2 separate regions of the Homo sapiens genome follow, and region 2 is linked to region 1. A link is an interaction called in ENCODE POLR2A ChIA-PET data of the cell type or tissue named here. Cell type or tissue: MCF 10A. All regions are shown on one strand. Each heading gives the region's core, and the rest is flanking DNA. Links, peaks and the distances in the headings are about the cores only.

Region 1 (6,557 bases), core at 1,699-5,698:
TACATAGTATGAATAAAAGAGTTACTTTACATATGCAATGATTCTTGGCTTCTGTAGTTATTAAAGAATTATGAAGCTAATGGTATCCCAAAAACTACATACAATGTTGAATCAGGAAGAAATTGAAATCCTTAACAGAACAATAATGAGTCCTGAAATTGAATTGTTAATAAAAAACCTACCAACCAAAAAAACCCTGAAACAAATCGAATCACAGCTGAATTCTACCAGACGTACAAAGAAGGGCTAGTATCAATCTGACTGATGTTATTTCAAAAAATCTAGGAGGAGGGACTCCTCCCTAACTGATTCAGTGAGGCCAGCATCATTCTGATAGCAAAACCTGACAGAGACAAAACAACAACAAAATAATAATAAAACTTCAGGCCAATATCTCTGATGAATATAGACACAAAAATCCTAAAAAAAAATACCAAATCCAGCCGCACATCAAAAAGCTAATTCACCACGATAAGTATGCTTTATTTCTGAAAAGCAGTGTTAGTTCAAAATGCGTAAATCAATAAATGTGATTCGTTACATAAACAGACCTAAAAACCAAAACCACACGATCATCTCAATAGACACCGAAAGGGCTTGCAATAAAATTCAACATTCCTCTGTGTTAAAAACCAACAACAAACTAAGCATCAAAGGAACATACCTCAAAATAATAAGAGCCATCTATGACAAACTCACAGCCAATATCATGTTCATACTGAATGGACAAAAGCTGGTCACATTCCCCTTGAAAACCAGAACAAGAAAAGGATTTCCAATCTCATCACTCCTATTCAGAATAGTACTAGAAGTCCTAGCCAAAACAATCAGGCAAGAGAAAGAAAGAAAAGACATGCAAATAGGAAGAGAGGAAGTCAAACTATCTCTCTTCACAGATGATATGATTTATACTTAGAAAATCCCACAGTCTCTGCCCAAAGGGTCCTAGAACTGACAGACAACTTCAGTAAACTTTCAGGATATAAAATCAATGTACAAAAATCAGTAGCATTTCTAGACACCAATAACATTCAAGTTAAGAGCTAAATTAAGAACAAAATTCCACTTACTATAGCCTTAAAAAGAACAAAATATCCAGGAATACAGCTAACCAAGGAGATGAAAGACCTCAACAACAAGAATTACAAAATACTACTGAAGTAAATAAGTGATCACGATGCTATTTCTATCAAACAATCTGCATCATTTTTCACAGAATTAGAAAAAAAGGCTCTAAAATTTATATGGAACACAAAACAGCCCAAATAGCCAAAGCAATCCTGAGCAAAAAGAACAAAGCCGGAGGCATCATACTACCCAACTTCAAACTATACAAGACTACAGTAACCAAAACAGCATGGTACCAGCACAAAAACAGACACATAGACCAAGGGAAAAGAAAAGAAAATCCAGAAATAAAGTGATACACCTACAATCATCTGATCTTTGACAAAGTTGACAAAAACGAACAATGGGGAAAGAACTCCCTATTCAATAAATGATGCTGAGATAATTGGCGAGCTGTATGCAGAAGATTGAAACTGGATCCCTTCCTTTCACCATATACAAAAATTATGCCAAGATGGATTAAAAAATTAAATGTAAAACCCAACACTATAAAAATGCTAGAGGAATACTTAGGAAGTACTATTCTGTACATAGGCCTTGGCAAAGATTTCATGAAAAAGACTCCAAAAACAACTGCGGCAAAACCAAAAATTCATAAGCAGGGCCTAATTAAACTAAAGAGCTTCTGCACAACAAAAGAAACTATCAACAGAGTAAATAGGCAACCTGCAGAATAGGAGAAAATACTTGCAAACTATGTATCCAACCTACAGAATAGGAGAAAATACTTGCAAACTATGTATCCAACAAAGGTCTAATATCCAGAATCTATAAGGAACTTAAATTTACAAGCAAAAAAAAAAAAAATATACAACAACAAATAACCCCATTACAAATGGGCAAAGAAAATGAACAGACACGTCTCAAAAGAAGACTTACAAGAGGCCAACAAACATGAAAAAATGCTCACGATCACTAATCATCAGAGAAATGCAAATCAAAACCACAATGAGATACCATCTCACACCAGTCAGAATGGATATTGTTAAAAAGTCAGGCCTGGCACTGTGGCTCACGCCTGTAATCCCAGCACTTTGGGAGGCCGAGGTGGGTGGATCATGAGGTCAGGAATTCAAGACCAGCCTGGCCAACATGGTGAAACCCTGTCTCTACTAAAAATACAAAAATTAGCTGGGCGCGGTGGCAGGCGCCTATAATCCCAGCTACTTGGAAGGCTGAGGCAGGTGAATCGCTTGAACCTGGGAGGTGGAGTTTGCAGTGAGCCGAGATCACGCCACTGCACTCTAGCATGGGCGACAGAGTGAGACTCCATCTCAAAAAAAAAAAAAAGTCAAAAAATAGCAGATGTTAGTGAGGTTGTGAACACTTATAAATTGCTGGTGGGACTGTAAATTAATTCAGCCACTGTTGAAAGCAGATTGGAAATTTCTCTAAGAACAAAAACAAAACTACCATTTGACCCAGCAATCCCATTACTGAGTATATACTCAAAGTATATATCTATTCTACCAAAAAGATACATACACTCATATCTTCATTGCAGCACTATTCACAATAGCAAATATACGGACTCAATCTATATACCTATTAATGGTAGGCTGGAAAAAGAAAATGTGGCACATATACAGCCATATAATACTATGCAACCGCAGGAAAAGCAAAATCATGTTCTTACCCGAAACGTGCATGCAGCTGGAGGCCATTATCCTAAATGAATTAACACAGGAACAGAAAACCAGATACCACATGTTCTCACTTATAAGTGGAAGCTAAACATTGAGTACACATGGGCACAAAGGTGAGAACAATAAACACTGAGGCCTGCTTACAGGGAGAGGGTAGGTGGAGGATGAGGTTCAAAAAACTACCCTTTGGGTACTATGCTCACTACCCGGGTGATGAAATCATTTGTACTCCAAAGTACGGTGATACACAATTTACCCATCTAACAAACCACACAAAGACCCCCTGCATCTAAAATAAAAGTTGAAAAAAAATAAAATTTGTTTGTTTTTAAAAAGTTATGCAGAAAAGGCAAAACAAGATGGTCAAATAAAAGTCTCCAGCAATTATTTCCTTCACAGGAGCACCAAATTTAACAACTATCTACAAATAAGAACACCTTTATAAGAACCAAAAATCAGGTTAGCAATCATAGTACCTGGTTTTGACATCAAATTAAGGAAAGAGGCACTGAAGAGGAGCATAAAGGTAGTCTTGAATTGCCTATACCACCCCTCCCTGATTCCCCTACAGTGGCTGCATGGCACAGAGCCAAGTTCAATCTGCGAACTTGGGGAAGGGAGAGTATATGATTGTAGGACTTTGCATTGGAGCCCAGTGTGGACCTGTCACAGCGGAAAGCAATACCAGGCAGAACTTAGCCAGCATATACAGAGGAAGAATTTAGACCAGCCCTAGCCAGAGGCAAATCATCCATCCCAGCTATTGGAACCTGAGTTCTGTCAAGCCCTGCTACTGTGAGCTAAAATTCCCCGGGGTCATAATAAACTTAAAGACCAGCCTAGTCCACAAGGACTGCAATTCCTGGGCAAGTTCTGGTGTTGTGCTGGCTCAGAGACAGAGGACTTTTGGAACACACGACCTAGTGAGATACCAGCTGAGGTGGCCAAGGGAATGCTTGTGTTTCCCTTCCCCAGCCCCCAAAAGTGTAGCTCATAGCTATGGGAGAGATTCCTTCCCTCTGCTTGAGAAGAGAAACAAGAGAAAAGAGGACTTTGTCTTATAACTTGGATACCAACTAAGCTACAGTAGGATACGGCACCAGGCAGAGTCCAGGCCCTAGCTCCTAAGACAACGTTTACAGATGTACTTTGTGCCAGAAGGGAAGCCAGTGACTTGAAAGGAATGAGGCAATCCTGGCAGAATTCATTACCTGCTGACTAAAGAGCCCTTGGGCATTCCATAATCAGCAATGGTAGCCAGGTAGTACTTGCTACAGGCTTTGGGTAAGACTCAGAGCTGTGCTGGCTTTAGGGTGTGACCCAGCACAATCCAGTTGTGGTGGCTACAGGGAGAGGCTCCTTCTGCTTGAGGAAAGGAGAGGGAAGGGTAAAGGGGACTTTGCCTTGCAGCTTGGGTACCAGCTTAGCCACAGTGGGGTAGAGCACCAAGTGGACTCCTGAGGTCCCCAACTTTTGGCTTTGGTTCTTGGATGGCATTTCTGCAACTGCCCTGGGTGAGAGGGGAGCCCACTTCCCTAAAGAGAGTCCCAGGCCTGGCAGCATTCACCAAATAATGACTGAAGAGTCCTTGGGCCTTGAGTGAACATTGGCGGTGCCAGGCAATACTTGCCATGGGCCTGAGTGGTGGTGGCCATGGGGAGTCCTGTTTGAGGAAATGGCAGGGAAGAGTGGGGAGGGCATTGTCTTGCAGCTTAGGTGCCAGCTCAGCCAGAGTAGAATAGAGTGCCAGGTAGATTCCTAAAGTTCCTGTCTCCAGGCCTTGGCTCTTGAAAGTATCTCCAGATCCACGCAGGGCTGGGAGGAACTCACTGTCCTGAAGGGAAAGACACAAGCCTGGCTGGTCTTCCACCTGCTGATTGTAGAGCCCATGGGCCTAAAGTGAACATAGGCAATAGCCAGGCATTTGTCACTGCAGGTCTTTGATGCATCCCAGTGCTGTGCTGGCTTTGGGTGGAGTCCCAGGGATGGAGGCCACAGGGGTACTGTGTCACCCACTCCCACAGGTCCAGGCAGCTCAGCACAGAGAGAGAGAGAGAGAGAGAGAGAGAGAGAGAGAGAGAGAGAGAGAGAGAGACTCTTTATCAATGGGAAAGTAAGAGAAGAGAAGAATAATTGTTGGTAAACCAGGCAATTATCCTGAATTTTATCCCAGACCACCAAGGCAGTACATTTATGAGTCTGCAAGAGCCACAGTGTTACAGATACAGCTGCAGTGGCCAAAACAGATACAGCTGCAGTGACCAAAGATTTAGATCACAACACCCAAGTCCCTTTAAATACTTGGAAAGCCTTCCCAAGAAGGATGGGTACAAAAAAGCCCAGACTGTGAAGACTACAATAAATACCTAAGTCCCCAATGCCCAGACACCAACAAACATCCACAAGCATCAAGACCACCCAGGAAAACATAATTTCACCAAATGCATAAATAAGACCTCAAGAGCAATCCTGGAGAGACAGACATCTGTGACATTTCAGACAGAGAATTTAAAATAGCTATTTTGAAGAAGCCCAATGAACTCCAAGATAACACAGAGAAGGAATTCAGAATCCTGTCAGATAAATGTAACAAAGAGACTGACATAATTACAAAGAATCTTCATCAACACCAGACCTGTCCTACAAGAAGTGCTAGCTAAAGAGAGTTCTTCAATCTGAAAGAAAAAGACCTTAATGGGCATTAAGAACTCATCTGAAGGTATAAAACTCACTGGTAATAGTAAGTACGCAAAACACAGAATATTGTAAACTGTAATTGAAGTGTGTAAGCGACTCATATCTTGAGTAGAATACTAAAAGATGAACCTATAAAAAATAACTACAGAAACATTTCAAGAAATACACAACATAATAAGATATAAAAAGAAACAACAAAAAAGTTTAAAAATGGGGGGATGAAGTTAATGTGTGGGGTTTTTATTAGTTTTCTCTTTGTTTGTTTGTTTATGCAATCAGTGTTAAGTTCTCATCAGTTTAAAGATAGTATAAATTATAAGTAATCAGTTTAAAGATAGTATAAGTAATAAGATAGTATAAGTTATAAGATATTATTTACAAGCCTCATGGTAACCTAACATCAAAAAACATACAACAGGTACACACAAAATAAAAAGCAAGAAATTAAAACATACCAGCTGAGAAAATTGTCTTCACAAAAAAGAAGACAGGAAGGAAGGAAAGAAGGAATAGAAGACCACAAAACAACCATAAAACACATAACAAAATGCCAGGAGTAGTCCTTACCAATCAATAATAACATTGAATGTAAATGTACTCAACCCTTTAATCAAAAGACATAGTGGGTGAATAAATAAATAAGCAAGACCTAATGATCTGTTGCCTACCAGAAACACATTTTACCTATAAATACAAGCATGTCTTTTTGCATGACTATAAAATAGTTTTTGGTTTTTGGAAAAGATAAACAAAACTATAGATTAGTCATGCAAAAAGATATCCAACACAAATGAAATTCAAAAAAGAGCAGGAGTAGCTGTAGTGATATCAGACAAAATAGATGCCAAGACCAAAAGTATAAAAAGAAACAAAAAAGGTCATCATATAATGATAAAGTGGTCAATTCAGCAAGAGGACGAAACAATTTTAAATATATATTCACTCAACAGATATATAAAGCAAATATTATTAGAGCTAAAGAGAACAATAGACCTCAATACAATAGTAGCTGGAGACTTCAACACCCCACTTTTAGCATTGGACAGATCATCCAGACAGAAAATCAACAAAGTAACATAGGGCTTA
Region 2 (6,557 bases), core at 1,547-5,546, 130 kb before region 1:
CAGTATACAGTATGGGTGAGAGAGGATGGTATTTAAGAGGCCTATGGGGGAAGTAGTATCCTCAGTGGGGAGCCAGGTTTCAGGTAGGACATGGAGTTGAAAGGAATCCTCACAAAAATGTTGCAGATAGGGGAGATTTTGCTGATCTGTCTTGGACAATGAGCCTGGGAGCTGATTTTCATTTTGGTTACAGGAGATGGAGGGAGGTAGGAGATGGGATCAGAATAGGCAGTGGGGATTAGAGCACAGCATTTTTAAGGCATGAGTAACTTGCTTCTTTTTGGATTATCCCTAAAGTTCTCCATCTTGCAACATACCATTTGGTCCTGTTTTGATCAAAGTCTCCTGCTGCCTATTCAGCACACAAAGCTAGAATTTCAATCTCTACATTAATAAGGTAGTCATCAGAAAGAGCATGAGGGATTTGTGGCTGCAACACTCTTCCTCTACCCTGAATCTATGTTCTAAATTTCCCCTCTGTGGGACGAGACTTCTGCCTTCTGAGGTGATAAGATACTCACTCAATTCAAATATTAATATGTATTGACTACCACCAAGTGTCAGGCACTCAGCTAGACACCGTGTGGAATGCACACCAGCCAAGGACACTTATATTTCATACTTAAATGATAAGTTTTCTAGAAAATTATCCATTTTTTATTTTCTTAGAATTCCACTAATTTTGGCCAGAGTTGCAAATTTACTTGCACAAAATTTAGCAAAATAGTCTCTTATGATTGCTTTAATTTATTGTTTCTGAGTTTATTTTCTCTTATTTTATATTCTGTCTATTAAATATGAAATTTGTCTATTAAACATTCCCCTTTTCCCCATGCCCATACTTTTTGTAGAGTAGATTTGTTGGTGGTTTATTTTATTTATTTTTCTATTTTCCTAAAATAACTAGCTTATATATTTATTATTTCTATCTTTTTTTGGTTTTCTAATTTATAGATTTCTGGATTTATCTTTATTAATTCCTCCTGCTTTCCTTTGATTTATTATGTTGTTTTTTTTCTAAATTTTTATGGTAGAGACTTTATTTGATTTGATTTTTTGCTATTTTTGTGTTTTTGGAAATTTGGGGGTTTTGGCAAGAGTCAGTTTTGTGACTATCCTAAGGACTCTTGAAAATAAAGAATGTTCTCTAATTTTAGAGTGTAAGTACGTACAATCAACATTATTGGTTGTTATTTAGATCTTGTATATGTTGTCTTACTTTTTATCCACTTATTTTTCATGTACTGAAAGAGATGAATTAATGTTTCTCACATCTATCAAATTCCTATTTCTTATCATATTTCCTATATCTTTGATTTATGAATATTCTTATGATATTATTTTACTTACAGATATTTGTAATTATTATATATTAATTATGAATTATACTTTTTAGCATTATAAAGTATTCTTTTAGTGTCTCCTTTAGTATTTTTCAACCTGAATTCCACCAGGTTTGATATTAAAATAATGACCTCTACTTTCTTTTCATTTACATTTCCTTGGTATTACTTTGTTCATATATTTATTTTCAGTCTTTCTAATTAGCTTTGTTTTAGGTGTGACTTCTATTTAGCTTAGAGTTGTGTTTTGTGTTCCACTCCAAAATCCTTTTCTTTTAATTGATGTGTTAAAAAATTTAGATTTATTGTTTTACAAGTATATTTGATCTTAATCTTGCCATATTACTTTACATTATGCTTTCTGTTTTTATGATTTCTTTTAAAATTGTTGACTATTTTGTCCTTTTTTGTTTTTAGTTCTTTTGATAGTTAAAAAAAGTTGAATTTTTGTTTAGTGATTAGCCATATACATAGCAACTTTAGAGCTCTCTTTCCTTAGACATTATATATTAGTTCCCATCACATCATTTTAGTCAAAATTATTTTTCTTGGTGTTTTTGTTCATAATGTTAATATGTTACCACATTTATGATTGATTTTGTCAGCTTTAAATATCTCTGACTCCCAAGTTTTGCAGATGAGGCAATCAGCAAATTTACTTATGTGTTCCCTTCTTTCCAATCCATTTCTAATTTTTTGTAGTTTGCTCATTTCTACATTGTCAGAGTCTAGAAAATTTATATTCCATTAATGTCAGGGTCTAGAAAACTTACATTGCACCTACTACATTTGTTTTATTTTTAGTTCTATAGTAAAATATATTCATTATCACTAATCTTTTTTCCTATAGTTTACTCAGTCATCCCTTGTTTGGATAAAATTTATCCTCCTGTGGTTTTCTCAAGAAAGACTCACTAGAAAAGTGTTCCCTGAGGTCTCCCACATTAAAATAGATTGGTCTGCAGACTTTATACTTGGAAGGAAAGTTTGAATGGATATAAAATCCTTGGTTCACATTTTCTCAAACACCTTGTGGTTTTGGTCTACTTTTTTTTTTTTTGGAATTGCAGGTAGCTATGGACAAATCTGAGGTCAACCTGATTTTCCGCCACTTAGTAATTTGGTTTTCCTGCCTGGCTGTCCAAATGAATTTTCTTTTTAATCTTTGAAGTGCATAACTTAATTAGGATATGTCTTTATGTCTAAATACATTCTAGGTCATTTTTATAGGATACATTGTACTCTTCCATTATGAAGATTCATTACTTCTTTTATTTCAGCAACTTAAAAAAATATAAATTTTATAATCTATCTTTGTTTGGAAATGTTTCACACTTTCATTCTTTCTGTCTTCTTTGGATTTTTTTTTTTTTTCCTATTTCTGTATAGGTTTATCCCTCAACTTTTGTTGAAAACAAAAGATACAGCTTTTGCCTTTCAAAATGGGCTCTTCTCTTTCAGAAAGTTTATTTGCTGGCACATTCTAAGATCTGCCATTACTAGCTCTCTTATAATTCTTTATGCTTCCTCTTGATTGGCTTCTTCCCAATCTTACCACATTTTGATATTCTATCCATTGTGGAGTTTTTTTTACATCTCTTTCCCAGCTTTACTGAAACTATACTTTTGTTGTAGTCACTGTTCTCCTCCTCTTCCTTCTCCTCCTCTTTGTTTTCCCCTTCCTCTGCATGATATCAAGAGTGAAAAAAAAATGCTGACTCATAAAACCATTTTTATGTGGCAAGGTTGTGTTAATTTAAAAATAAATTATGTATGTACAGTTATCTTTTAAAAATGCCAACTATGGTTTTACTTTTCATATTTTAATCTTCTAGAGACACTTGTTAATAATTGTGTCTCTTATACTGTGGCCTCTAACATCACAAGTTTCTCTTTTCTTTGCTCTTCTAAATCCCCTTTCCTCTCCTTTCCTCTGTCTGCAAATACCACAGTAGAAACACTACGTGGCTACCATTGTTGTTTGGCCCCTAACAGTCATTCATTCCTTGAATCCCTTTTGTGTATCGTATACTTCTTGCTAAGAAGTCAAAAAAATCTAAATGCTTCTCTTTCTGTCTCTCAGCAGATGCAAATTATTTTTATAATGAGCTGACCATGCCAGTAGATGGGAACTCACTGATCTTTCCACAGTTGTTTCAATTTAAATAAAAATCTGAAGAAAATATGTAACCCATATATGATTTCAATTTGCTTTACTCTTTTGATCCTTGTTTTTTTGGCAAATACTGAGCATTCTCCCTCTTCTTGTATACTAATTATGTGCCACAAGGGAATATGAATCATCAAAATATCCCTGAGGACAAATTGCAATGTAGGAGTGAATGATGTTACACACACACACACACACACACACACACACACACACTGCACCCTGCCTCTACCTTTTAACTTCCAGAGACTACCCTGTACTCAAATGGGCACCTTCTTCCTAATGCAGCCATTAGCTGCATTTCATCAGCATGAGGATAATGGGGAAGACTCAGATATTAGAAACAGAATCTTGACTTTGCCATGTACAAGATGTGTGACCCTATTCGAGTTTACTTGACCTCTCTGAGCATCAATAATACTGAATTCCTAGGGTGGATCTGACCATTAAAGAGACAATGTCTTTAAGCAGTCTGGCACTTAAGTACTACACAAAGGTTTGTTTCACATAGAGTATATAGTAAGCTGGCAGTGGATGGGAATAGAATAGTGAAAAGATAGTCTACAGACAAATCGGGTGTCCTGCATTCTGTAGTACTGACTCAGATATCTGGTAGGCGTGCTCCCTTGTGCTCTGGTGATCCTTCTGAGAACATGGAAGGATCATGGCTGCCTCTTTGTCTGTGCCCCAGAATAAACACACATGGAAGAGATTTGAACCAAATGATAGCTTGAAGCCAAGCCTAGTCGAAGTATAGCCTGAAGCAGAGCTGCTCAGCCAAGCCCGTTCAAAATTAGCCCATGTATAGATGACCTGCAGATTAATGTGCTTGAGAATAAGTGTTTGTTGTTTTAAACCCCTAAGTTTTGGGGTGGTTTGTAACTCAGAAATCTTAAAGGAAACCTTCTCTGAATTAAATGGCATCCACAAAGGACATAACCCTTGGCATAAAGGAGAGTCAGAACTAAACTTCCTCTCCCACCTCAATTTTAGGAGACTTTAGAGAAAGCTCTTGTGGTAGTGGCAGAAAACAAAGACAAAGAGCAGGAAAGACATCCCCGGGAATTTGTGGTTGCAGACTGGCTTTCATATGGATCTGCATCTTGGGTTCATACAACCCATACCTGCCGGGGGACATTGAGCAATGAACTTGACTTGAGGTTTTCACCAGCTGCAAACACCAGAGCTGTCTGCCAGAAGCAAAGGTAAGGGCTTTCTGAAAGAGGATATACTCAATGTTAGGCCTCAGGGATCATTCACAAATAACTTTTTTTTCAAGAGCAATGACTAGCATGCAGGCAAATTTAACAGGTATACAAAGAGACAAGGCTACATGGCTGCTAAGCAACTGAAACAACAGAAATAGGAAAAAGACTCTTACTGACTTCAGGCATTGGAATTTTAGAGGCAGACTGAAAAAAAACACACTTACTAGGTTTAAATAATTCACTGGGTTTGGAAATATCTGCAAAGAACAGGCCACTAGAAAAACCAAGGAGCAAATTTGGAAAAAGTATAGATATGGTAAAAAAAAGAACTAAAATTGAAACTTAGGATATGGCACAGATTGGACATTACAGAATAGAGAATTAGCAAATTAGAAGATAAGAAGAAGAAATTATCTGGATTATGGTACAAAGAGACAAAATGTTGAAAAATATAGGAAAGAGTAAGAATATGGAAAATACTTTAAGAATTACTAATAAATACAGTACAGAACATGTACAGAAGGATTAACACGTTTGATTAGTGAAAAAATAAAGGAAAGGCAAATTTTCAAGAGATAACTAAAAACTTTCCAGAGCTGTTGGTACCCAACCATTCATAAGCTTATGCAAGCAAGATAAATGTTTAAAAATCTACATTTAGACATCATACATGTAGAGAAATACAAAAGCCAGGAGAAGGTTTTGAAAGCAACCAGAGAAAAGACATCTTACTTTCAAAGCAATGACAATTAGAATGATTACTCACTCAATGAAAAGAACAGTGGAAGGTAGAAACCAGTGGTATGGTATCTTTAATGTGTTCATTAAGAAAAACTACCAACCTAGAATTTTTAACTCAGTTAAAATATCTTTAAAAAATGAAGATAAAAGTAAAGGAATTTTCAGAAAAATTATGTGAGAAATTTAGTAATCAATAGATTACTGAGTTTCCAGGTTTCTGGTTTGCCTTACATACTTAGGACTTGCCAATGTCCACAACTGCATGAGCCAATTCCTTAAAATAAATCTCTGTAAAGACATACTTTCTTCTTGGTTCTGATTCTCTGGAGAACCCTGAAAAATATAGAGGTCATACCACATCTTTTCCTGACAGTGACAACGGGTTTTAAATGAAAGTCATTCAGATAAGTTCTCAGGTATTGATTTACCAGGGATGAGAAGAAGCAGATGGTAGCTGATGCTTCATTAGACTTGCCTCATGAAACAAAGGCACAGTATAACAGCTTCCTTTAGAGGAGAACTCAAAACCAAATTCATCCAAGATACGTTGACACTTAGAAGAGTAGCAGTGAGGTACTAAAATGCTTTTTCCCAGGTTTTTTTTTTTTTTTTTTTTTTGCCATAGCTCAGTACATACCCCTTGAAACATAGCTAGTATCCCTCGATGCCCTGCAAATCTTCAAGCATATTCATTAATTCCTATATTAATTTATTCATTCATGAACTACTTATTGAATACGGCAGGGACTCTTTGTCCTGTTACTACTATATTACCAGCATATACCACAGTGCCTGGGATATGGAAAACATTCAAATATTTGTTAGATGAATGATGTATAAATTGCCTATTTGTGTGTCAATTGCATAAATAAGTAAACCATAACATCTGCAGAGGGTTTTCAGCTTCCTAGTTTGCTCTACGCCAACTCCTGGCCGAAGTATTTACAATAACCTGCCTTATTTATTGCTCCCACATTAGAAACCTTTTAAGTGCAAGGCACTTGGCTCCTATCTGCAGACTAATTCTGACTCTGCGTTTGGGACGGGTGATGTTCTGGAAGGCAACACTTGAGAAGCTTTTACTCTGCTGTTTTG

The links. Peaks named below come from ENCODE experiments on the same cell type or tissue, not always from the same donor. Only the 100,000 strongest peaks of a DNase experiment are listed, where the experiment ranks them.
Region 2: POLR2A ChIA-PET joins it to region 1 with 5 read pairs; 3 of 35 experiments call an interaction of 5 or more read pairs at or near these places.

What each region holds. Positions count from the first base shown.
Region 1 is chr10:89,040,203-89,046,759 of GRCh38, reverse strand. No RefSeq gene overlaps it. Among named protein-coding and RNA genes, the nearest start is that of MIR4679-1, 20 kb to the left of the region's middle. In MCF 10A, for the core only: no CTCF peak of the experiment used is centred there; a DNase peak (open chromatin) is centred at 3,999.
Region 2 is chr10:89,169,739-89,176,295 of GRCh38, reverse strand. No RefSeq gene overlaps it. Among named protein-coding and RNA genes, the nearest start is that of CH25H, 34 kb to the left of the region's middle. In MCF 10A, for the core only: no CTCF peak of the experiment used is centred there; a DNase peak (open chromatin) is centred at 3,655.